2 separate regions of the Homo sapiens genome follow, and region 1 is linked to region 2. A link is an interaction called in ENCODE POLR2A ChIA-PET data of the cell type or tissue named here. Cell type or tissue: OCI-LY7. All regions are shown on one strand. Region 1 holds the start of GLIS2 (GLIS family zinc finger 2). Region 2 overlaps TRAP1 (TNF receptor associated protein 1).

What was found. ChIA-PET counts read pairs that join two places held together with the same protein. Peaks named below come from ENCODE experiments on the same cell type or tissue, not always from the same donor. Only the 100,000 strongest peaks of a DNase experiment are listed, where the experiment ranks them.
Region 1: POLR2A ChIA-PET joins it to region 2 with 10 read pairs; 4 of 35 experiments call an interaction of 5 or more read pairs at or near these places.

What each region holds. Positions count from the first base shown.
Region 1 is chr16:4,311,766-4,316,765 of GRCh38, reverse strand. GLIS2 (GLIS family zinc finger 2) reads right to left here and starts at 699. Exons shown (of 7, transcript NM_032575.3): 1 at 512-699. RefSeq lists enhancers at 1,559-2,071, 2,072-2,584 and silencers at 1,864-2,158, 4,121-4,352. In OCI-LY7, CTCF peaks have their summits at 2,558 and 2,764 (motif pointing left); a DNase peak (open chromatin) is centred at 2,755; H3K4me3 peaks cover 706 bases.
Region 2 is chr16:3,682,232-3,687,231 of GRCh38, reverse strand. It overlaps TRAP1 (TNF receptor associated protein 1), which reads left to right. Exons shown (of 18, transcript NM_016292.3): 4 at 1,096-1,236. Among named protein-coding and RNA genes, the nearest start is that of DNASE1, 30 kb to the right of the region's middle. In OCI-LY7, no CTCF peak of the experiment used is centred here; no DNase peak of the experiment used is centred here.

The DNA.
Region 1 (5,000 bases), 630 kb before region 2:
TCCAAGGAAGGACCCGGGCTTGCGAGGGGCAGCAGGAGGGAGACTCTCCCGGCCAAGGGAGGAGGCACCTTCCAAAGCCCTTCCTAGCAGCAGCCCCGGCGCGGCCGAGAGGAGGGGCGGCTGCCCCGGACAACTTCATGCCCAGGCTCCGGGTACCCCCCTCTCACCTCGCCGCACGCCCCCCACCGCGGCCGCCCAACTTCCCAGCTGAAGTTTGCGCCCGCCCCGGGCCCGGGCGCTGCTCGGCCCGGCCTCCAGACGGAGGGAAGGAAGGAGGGAGAAGAAAGACCGAGAGCTCGAGGGACCCGGCCGGGGAGCCGGCGAGGGAGGGAGCGCGCGAGCCAGCGAGCGAGCGAACGCGGGGGCCTCGGCGAGGGCTCACAATGGCCCGGGGCGCGGACGCGAGCGGGGGAGGAGACCCTCGGGCCCCGCAGCCCCGGCGCGACAGGCGGGCCCCCCCCCCCCCGCCCCGGCCCGGTCCCCACGGCGCGACGCCCGGGGGGCTTCCTACCTCAGCGGCGGGGGCGGTCGGGATCCGGGCTGCGGGCTCCGGCGGTCGGGGGGCGCGGGGAGCCGAGCGGGGGAGGGGCCGGGACGGGCGGGGGCCGGGGCGCGAGGCCTCACGGGGCGCGGGCTCCCCTGGCACGGCCGCCCGGCGCCCGGCCGCTCCGCCACATCTGCAGCTCGGGCAGGGAAGGTGGCCGCGGCGGCCGGGCCGTGCGGGGATGTCTTAGAGGGAGGGCGGGCGGGCGGGAGGAGGGAGGAGGGAGGCGGCGGGAGGAGGGCCCGCCGGCCGCGGAGGAGGGCGAGGAGGAGGGGCGCGGGGGGCGGCCTCCACCCCTCCCCTCGCTCGCTCGCTCCCTCCCTCCCAGCAAAACCCCTCTCACCGCTGCGGCCCCAGGCCCGGGGCGCCAGCTGCCAGGCGGGGCGTGCGCGTCGGGGGAGGGGGCGGCGGGAGCCGGCGCTGGGCCGAGGGAGGGGGAAGGGAGGGCGGCGCGGCCGCGGGGAGCGGGCACCGGGAGGGAGGGGTGAGGGAGGGAAGTGGGGCGCCGAGCCGCGCGCGTCCTCCTCGGCCCCATCCTCACGCCACCCCCCCCCCGCGGCCCCGCCCCCGGCCCGAGGGCAGCGCTAGGACACGGCCGGGAGGTGGCCTGGGGGGGCGGGGGAGCCCGAGACGTCCCGCCCTCGGGGAAGCCCGAGGAGGGGGCCGGGCGCGCGGGCCCAGAGGAAAAGCCCCGCAGACCGGGAAGATGGAGGAGGTCGCGGCGGCGGAGCGGGCGGGGACCCCTCGCCTCCTCCCGCGGGGTCACCTTGGCCAGGCCCCCCTGCGGCCCCGGGCGGCGGGGAAGGCGGCAGGAATGCCTCTCTGCGGGCCCTGATTTCTCCGCCCAGCCCAGTTCCAGGAACGCGCAGGCAGCGCCCGGCGGGCAGAGGTCCCGGATCCCGATGCCGGGCGGCGCAAACCAGTTTTCGGGGCCCGGCGCAACCCCTCACGCTGGTGAGACGGCGGGCGACTCCCTGCCGTGCCCTCGGTCTCAGTTTCCCTCACGGTAGAATAACGACGAGGCCCGATGCCGAGCAATCCGAGCTTCCGCTTGGTTCCTAGCTTGGTCCCAGCATTTGGGACCACCTGCGTCCACTAGCCCGAGCGCCGCGGGAGGTCTAGATCCCTCCTGGACATCAGCACCCTGCGCGGCGCCCGCGGCCAGGGCAGCGAGTGCAGTGAGCGGATACACGCGAGGGAGAAGCCCCGCACCCGGCCCAGCTGTTTTCTGCCTCGTGTTGAACCACAGACTCGCGTTCTTGAGTGTGTTTTGTTTGGGCTAATCCCGTGCCCCCCGCCCTGTTATCTTCTTGCTGCTCTGCTGTATGCTGGCAAATTGTAGTTCAAAAAAACAGCCCTCCTGCTGTTGGACACCCCCTCTTCCCAGCGCAGTTGGCCTTGAGGAGCCTAGGAGACGAAAAAGGCATCCCAGAATCAGCATCCCCTAGAGGTGAGGCATCTGACGCTGGTTTTAAGTCCGTCTTCATTCGTGCATTTGATGCTGCGGTCCCCGCCAGAGCCCGAAGCACGTGGCTCTTGATCACAAGGCATCCATGGCAGGCACAAGGCTTGGCACATAGTAGGTGCTCCTGGGCTGGTGCCCAGATGGACACATAGCAGGTGCTCATGGGTTATGTGGACACACAATCGATGCTCATTGCATTTTAAGAGAATGCACACATAGTAGGTGCTCATGGGCTGGTGCCCAGATGGACACATAGCAGGTGCTCATGGGTTATGTGGACACACAATCGATGCTCATTGCATTTTAAGAGAATGCACACATAGTAGGTGCTCAGGACGTTGTGGGTGAATGCACACATAGTAGGTGTGGACTCGTAATGGATGCTCATGTTTTGGTCTAATGAACACATATTAGGTGCTCATGACCTGTTGTGGAAATGGGCACATAGTAGGTGCGCAGGAGCTGTAGGTTGATACCTGGAAGGGATGTAGGAAGGCCGTTTGCCTGGAGCAAAGGCTCGGAAGTTGGCGATTTGGAGGTGACCTCCCCCAGCCTCCACCCTCACCTCACCCCGGTCTCCTGAGTGTGGATAATGTGGAGTGTGGCCGGGTTAAACATTAGCCGGGAGATGGGCCCCGGGGGAAGGCCAGTTTCGGGACCTAGCGCTTCCAGGAGGGGGCTATTAAGGGCCGACTCTCTGGGTCCGGCGACCTGTGCGGGCGTCCGGAAGGGCCGAGGCCGAGGCCCGCAGAGCGCCCCCTCACGGCGGCGGGAATCGCTGCGCTTCAGCCCGGAGCCCTGCCCTGCAGCCGACCGCATCCGACCTCAGGCAGGCAGAACTGCAGCCCTGGGGTCGAGGTGTGTAGAAAAAAGGTACAGGAGACGCTAGTTTAAATCTGTTAGCAAAAATGTTTATCGGTCGGGCGCGGTGGCTCATACCTGTAAGCCCAGCACTTTGGGAGGCCGAAGTGGGAGGATCCCTGGAGGCCAGGAGTTGGAGACCAGCCTGGGCAACATAGCAAGACCCCCACCTCCCACCTAGTCTCTATTATATTTTTTAAAAATTGGCTGGGCGTGGTGGCTCACGCCCGTAATCCCAACGTTTTGGGAGACTGAGGCAGGCAGATCACTTGAGGTCAGGAGTTTGAAACCAGCCTGGCCAACATGGTGAAACCCCATCCCTGCTAAAAATACAAAAATTAGCCGGGCATGGTGGTGCGTGCTTGTAATCCCAACTACTCAGGAGGCTTAGGCAGGAGAATCGCTTGAGCCTGGAAGGCATAGGTTGCAGTGAGCTGAGATCATGCCATTGCACTCCAGCCTGGGTGACAAAGCAGGACTCCATCTCAAAAAAAAAAAAAAGAAACTTCCAGTTCTTGGCAAGACCAGTCTTTCTTTTTTTATTTTTCTTTGAATTTTTTTAGAGACAGGGTCTCCTTCTCTTGTCCAGGTTGGACTGCAATGGCTCTATCCTACCTCACTGTAGCCTCCCTCCAACTGCAGGGTTCAAGCAAGCCTCCCACCTCAGCCTCCCAACGTGCTGGGATTACAGGTGTGAGCCACTTCCAGACCAGTTCTTTTTCTCTACCAGACATTTTATTTTTTTACTTTTATTTTTATTTGTATAAATAGAGACAGGGCGGGCACAGTGGCTCACGCCTGTAATCCCAACACTCTTATGAGGCCAAGGTGGGAGGATCACTTGAGCCCAAGAGTTTGAGACCAGCCTGGGCAATATAATGACACCCCAGACCTTTTTTTTTTTTTTTTTTTTTGAGACAGAGTTTTGCTCTTGTCTCCCAGGCTGGAGTCCAATGGTGCGAGATCTCGGCTCACTACAACCTCTGCCTCCTGGGTTCAAGTGATTCTCCTGCCTCAGCCTCCCAAGTAGCTGGGATTACAGGCGCTCGCCACCATGCCGGCTAATTTTTTGTATTTTTGCTAGAGATGAGATTTCACCATGTTGCTCAGGCTGGTCTTGAACTCTTGACCTCAGGTGATCCACCCGCTCCGGCCTCCCAAGAGACCACATCTCTTTACAAAAAATAAAAAGTTAGCTGGGCCTGGTGGCACACATCTGTAATCCCAGCTACTTGGGAGGCTGTGGTGGAAGGATCACCGGAGCCCTGGAGATCAAGGCTGCAGTGAGCTATATGATCATGCCACCGCACTCCAGCCCAGGTGACAGAGCAAGACCCTATCTAAAAAAAATAATAATAGCTGGGCGCGGTGGCTCACACCTGTAATCCCAGCACTTTGGGAGGCTGAGGCGGGCAGATCACCTGAGGTCAGGGTTTGAGATCAGCCTGGCTAACATGGTGAAGCCCCCCGTCTCTACTAAAAATACAAAAAGTAGCTGGGCGTGGTTGTGTGCGCCTGTAATCCCAGCTACTGGAGAGGCTGAGACAGGAGAATCGCTTGGACCCAGGAGGTGGAGGTTGCAGTGAGCCAAGATAGCGCCACTCTACTCCAGCCTGAGCAACAGAGCAAGACTCTGTCTCAAATAATAATAATAATAAGCTGGGTGTGTTGGCCTGTAGTCCCAGTTACTTGGGAGGTTGAGGCAGAAGGATCACTTGAACCCGAGAAGTGGAAGCTGCAGTGAGCTGAGACTGTGCCGCTCCAGCCTGGGTGACAGAGTGAGAATATGTCTCAAAATAATAATAATATTTAGAGATAGGTCTTGCCATCTTGCCCAGGCTGGTCATGAACTCCTGGTCTCAAGTGATCCTCCTGCCTCAGCCTCCCAAAGTGCTGGGATTCCAGGTGTGAGCCATCCCCAGCTCTTTCTCTCTACTGGACATTTTCATTATATGGATGACAACAGCACAAAGAAGTTCACTAACTTGTCCAGGGTTGTATAAGCTAGTAGGAGGCATAGTCCAGATTGCAGTCTCCATGTGTCTGCAGTCTGAATCCAAAGCTTGTGCTCTCTAACCCACTACTTCCCTGGAGCATCAGGTAGCTGTCGAGGTGGGGGACAGGCAGTGG
Region 2 (5,000 bases):
CCCAAAAAACTGTCAGATCTCATGAGACTTACTCACTACCACGAGAACAGTACTGGGGAAACGGCCCCCATGATTCACTTATCTCCCACCAGGTCCTTCCCACAACACGTGGGAATTATGGGAGTACAATTCAAGGTGAGATTTTCGTGGGGACACAGCCAAACCATATCAAGGAGAAATGGATGTTTGAGTGATATGCCGTCATCCCTGTGCAGGAGTTGGGAAAGAAATTGTTCCTCGCAGGCCTCTTTTGTTTGTTTTTTTGAGACAGAGTCTCTCTCTGTCGGGGCTGGAGTGCAGTGGTGCCATCTCGGCTCACTGCAACCTCCGCCTTGTGGGTTGAAGCGATTCTCCTGCCTCAGCCTCCTGAGTAGCTGGGATTACAGGTGTGTTCCATCACGCCCAGCTAATTTTAATATTTTTAGTAGAGACTGGGTTTTGCCATGTTGGCCATGCTGGTCTTGAGCTCCTGACCTCAAGTGATCCACCTGCTTCAGCCTCCCAAAGTGCCTGGATTACAAGCATGAGCCCCCAACCCCAGCCAGAGGGCTCTTCTTAAAGTTATAATTAACAGATGGACACGTAACTTCAGGCTTGATTAAAAATCCTGAAAAGGGCCAGGCACCGTGGCTCACGTCTGTAATCCCAACACTTTGGGAGGCGGAGGCACAACGATCACTTGAGCCTGGGAGATCAAGACCAGCCTGGGCAACATAGCGAGACCCTGTGTCTATAAAAATTTTAAAACAATTAGCTGGGTGTGGTGCATGCCTGTGGGCCCAGCTACTTAGGAGGCTGAGGTGGGAGGATTGCTTGGGTCCAGGAGGTTAAAGCTGCAATAAGCCGTGATTGCAGCCTCCAGCCTGAGTGACAGAGTGAGACTCTCAAAGAAATCCTGAAAGGAAAGTCAGCACCTTCAGTCACTTTGTGACCGGCCCAGAGGAACTGCCTTTGACTAAAGCAGAAACTCTTTATGCTTTGAGAATTGACTATTCTCCTCTACCTTTTAACAGTTATTGGAAGTGCAGCTGACCAGATAGATCCTGCAGGATGAGTGTCCTTCATTGTCTGTGCCTCCCATTTCTATTCCTGTAGGTGTTTATACGGGAGCTGATCTCCAATGCCAGCGATGCCTTGGAAAAACTGCGTCACAAACTGGTGTCTGACGGCCAAGCACTGCCAGAAATGGAGATTCACTTGCAGACCAATGCCGAGAAAGGCACCATCACCATCCAGGTACCTCCCTCAGTGTCCAGGCGTGTGGCAGGCCCGGCCATGCAGCAAGGACAGGATCCGCCTTCTAGTGATGTCTCGGGTCCCAGGGACGTACTGGCCGTCCGTACCACCAGGATAACTCTGGCTATAATTTAGTGTTACAGTAGCACTCATTCATTATAGAAAATTTTGGAAAAGCAGGTAAGCAGAAAAGAAGAAAATTTGAAATCACCCCATCATCCAGCAATAACTACTGGTAACATCTTAGCATATGGCCACACAGGGTTTTGGTATATGCAGGTATTAACATATCTAAACATATCTTATTTTTAATGTACTCTTTTCATATTTTTAACTGCGTTTTCCCCTCAAAATGCCGACGAAGCAGTGCTGTGGCTGCTGCTGTAGCCTTGTGGAAATTTTAAGGCTGAAAAGTTAGGCCAAAGAGGATCAGGTAGGGGCCCTGAGAGACATTGCATCCAAAGACAGCTGCCTCAGGACCTGTCATCCCAGGGTCACGGCGTCATTGCGGGGGTGTCTGTCTCTGTGGAGAGGTGGACAGACTGGCCTCGGTGGGATCTGAGTATTCCCTTTTAGGGTGCTGGCTTGCTCTGAAGGTCATGCCACATAAATGAATGCAGGCACGCGTGAATGAATGGACTTGTGAAGGGATGGCTGTTTTAATTAAAGGAGGGGCTTTTGTGAGGTGTCAGCTTTACGCACTCCCTCTTGGGTTTAGAGAATCCAGACTGAGCCCCGTGGTACGTGCCAGCTGTTTGTCATAGCCCTTGGTCATAAGGATTGGGTGGGGAGTGGGTTTCTTCTCTCCCTGCCTTTGCTGAGCTGGCCTGGCTGTGGAATGGGCCCTGTGGGCAGGGCTGCAGCGCCCTGTGCTTTCCTCCTGTTTTCAGCACAGAGGTTCCTTGCAGATGATTGAAAATGGATGTGCTGGGGCAAGGGGTCATGGGGACATGATTCTTGGTCTTTAGCAGAGGGGCCAGTCCTCATGTGCCAGTACTTCCTGGTACTAAGACCATTTATGTTACAATAATGATTTTTGGTTTTGTCTTTTGTCTTCTTTTTTCTTAAAGAACAGTTCTAGATTTACAGAAAATTTGAGCAGGTAATTTAGAGCTCCATTATATCCTTTGGGACCCAGTTTTTCTATTCTCAATAGCCGATGGGAGCGTCATGGTCCATTTGTTTCATCTTTTTTCCTTTTTTTTGGAGACAGAGTGTGGCTGTGTCGCCCAGGCTGGAGTGCAGTAGTGTGATCTCAGCTCACTGCAGCCTCCGCCTCCCAGGTCCAAGCAACTCTCGTGCCTCAGCTTCCTGAGTAGCTGGGATTACGGATGTGTGCCATGATGCCCAACTAATTTTTGTATTTTTAGTAGAGATGGGGTTTCACCACGTTGGCCAGGCTGGGCTTGAACTCCTGCCCTCAAGTGATCTGCCCGCCTTGGCCTCCCAAGTGTTAGATTACAGGCATGAGCCACCATACCCAGCCCATTTATTACAATTAATTAACTAATATTGATAGATTATTCTTACCTAAAGTTTTAGAAAAGGAAGCTTTCTTGTGGGGTCTCAGAGGTATTATGCCATTCCATCTCATCTACTGATATCTCAGCTACATTGCTTTTTGTTATTTTTAGGGGATTTTCTAGGGAATAAAATATGCAGCCTTAATTTATCACTGTCTAGCTTGAATTGATATTTAACACTTCATTGTAAGAATCTTACAACAGTATCATTCCGGTGGCAAAATCATCTTTTTCTTTTGATGTCAAATATTTTATGTATATACCTGTTGTAAACCCTCACAAATTCCTTTTTATTTTTGTTTGAGACAGAGTCTCATTTTATTGCCTAGGCTGGAGTGCAGTGGTATGATCTCACCTCACTGCAGTGAGGCCTCTGCCCCCCGGATTTAAGTGATTCTCCTGCCTCAGCCCCCCAAGTAGCTGGGTTTACAGGCACATGCCACCACACCCGGCTAATTTTTGTATTTTTAGTAGAGATGGGGTTTCACCATGTTGGTCAGGCTGGTCTCAAACTCCTGACCTCAAGTGATCTGACTGCCTTGGCCTCCCAAAGTGCTGGGATTACAGGCGGGAGCCACCGCGCCTAGTCTCACCATTTCCTTTTAAAATCACATTGTGCGGGTCGCCTGGCAACAGATGATTTCTGTCTACATCTGAAAAATCTATAGTTTTTTTTTTTTTTTAGTAAATATTTTAGAACAGATTTCAATTTTCAGAAAAATTTTAAAGATAGTACAGCGTTGCCATCTACTCCAACACCCAGCTTCCCTTATGATTGAAACCTTATGGCCGGGTGCAGTGGCTCACGCTTGTAATCCCAGCACTTTGAGAGGCCAAGGTGGGCGGATCACCTGAGGTCAGGAGTTCAAGACCAGCCTGGCCAGCACGGTGAAACCCCATCTCTAATAAAAATACAAAAATTAGCCAGATGTGGTGGTGTGCACCTGTAATCCCAGCTGCTCAGGAGGCTGAGGCAGGAGAATTGCTTGAACCCGGGAGGCGGAGGTTGTGGTGAGCTGAGATCGCGCCATTGCACTCTAGCTTGGGCAACAAGAGTGAAACTCGTCTCAAAAAAAAAAAAAAAGAAATGTTAGTATATTACATTGGTTACAGTTAATCAACCGGTATGGATATATTATTCTTAACACAAGTCTATTCAGGTTTCCTTAGTTTTTACCTCATGTCCTTTTTCTCTCCCAGCATCCCACATGACATTTAGTTGTCCTGGCCCCTTAGCTCCTCTTGGCTGTGACAGTTTCTCAGACTTTCCTTGTTTTTGATGACCGGGAAGATTTTTTTTTTTGAAATGGGGTTTTGCTCTTGTTGCCCACGCTGGAGTGCAGTGGTGTGATTTCAGCTCACTGCAACCTCCGCCTCCCGGGTTCAAGCAATTCTCTTGCCTTCAGTCTCTCGAGTAGCTGGGATTACAGGTATGTGCCACCATGCCTGGCTAATTTTGTATTTTTAATAGAGACAGAGTTTCTCCATGTCGGTCAGGCTGATCTTAAACTCCCGGCCTCGTGTGATCTGCCTGCCTCGGCCTCCCAAAGTGCTGGGATTATAGGCATGAGCTACCGCACCCAGCCTGACCTGGAAGGTTTTTATGTTTGTTTAGAGTCAGGATCTTCTTCCGTCTCCAGGTTGGGGTGCATTGGTGCTATCAGGGTTCGCTGCAGCCTTGACCTCCTGGGCTCAAGTGATCTACCACATCAGCCCCCTGTAGCTAGGGCCACAGGCACATGCCACCATGCCTGGCTAACTTTAAAAAAATTATTTTTTTTGCCAGGCATGGTGGCTCACGCCTGTAATCCTAGCACTTTGGGAGGCCGTGGCGGGCAGATTGTCTGAGCTCAGGAGTTCAAGACCAGCCTGGGCAACGTGGTGAAACCCTGTCTCTGCTGAAAATACAAAAGAAATTAGCTGGGTGTGGCAGCGTGTGCCGGTAGTCCCAGCTACTCGGGAGGCTGAGGCAGGAGAATTGCTTGAACTCGGGAGGCGGAAGGTGCAGTGAGCGGAGATCACACCACTGCACTCCAGCACTCTAGCCTGCGTGACAGAGCGAGAAATTTTTTTTTTTTTTTTTTTGTAGAGGCAGGGTCTTGCTTTGTGGCCCAGGCTGGTGTCAAACTCCTGGGCTCAAGCAATTTTCCCACCTTGACCTTCCAAAGTGCTGGGATTACAGATGTGAGCTGTTGTGTCCAGCCCTATGTTTTCTTCTAGAGGTTTTATAGCTTTAGCTCT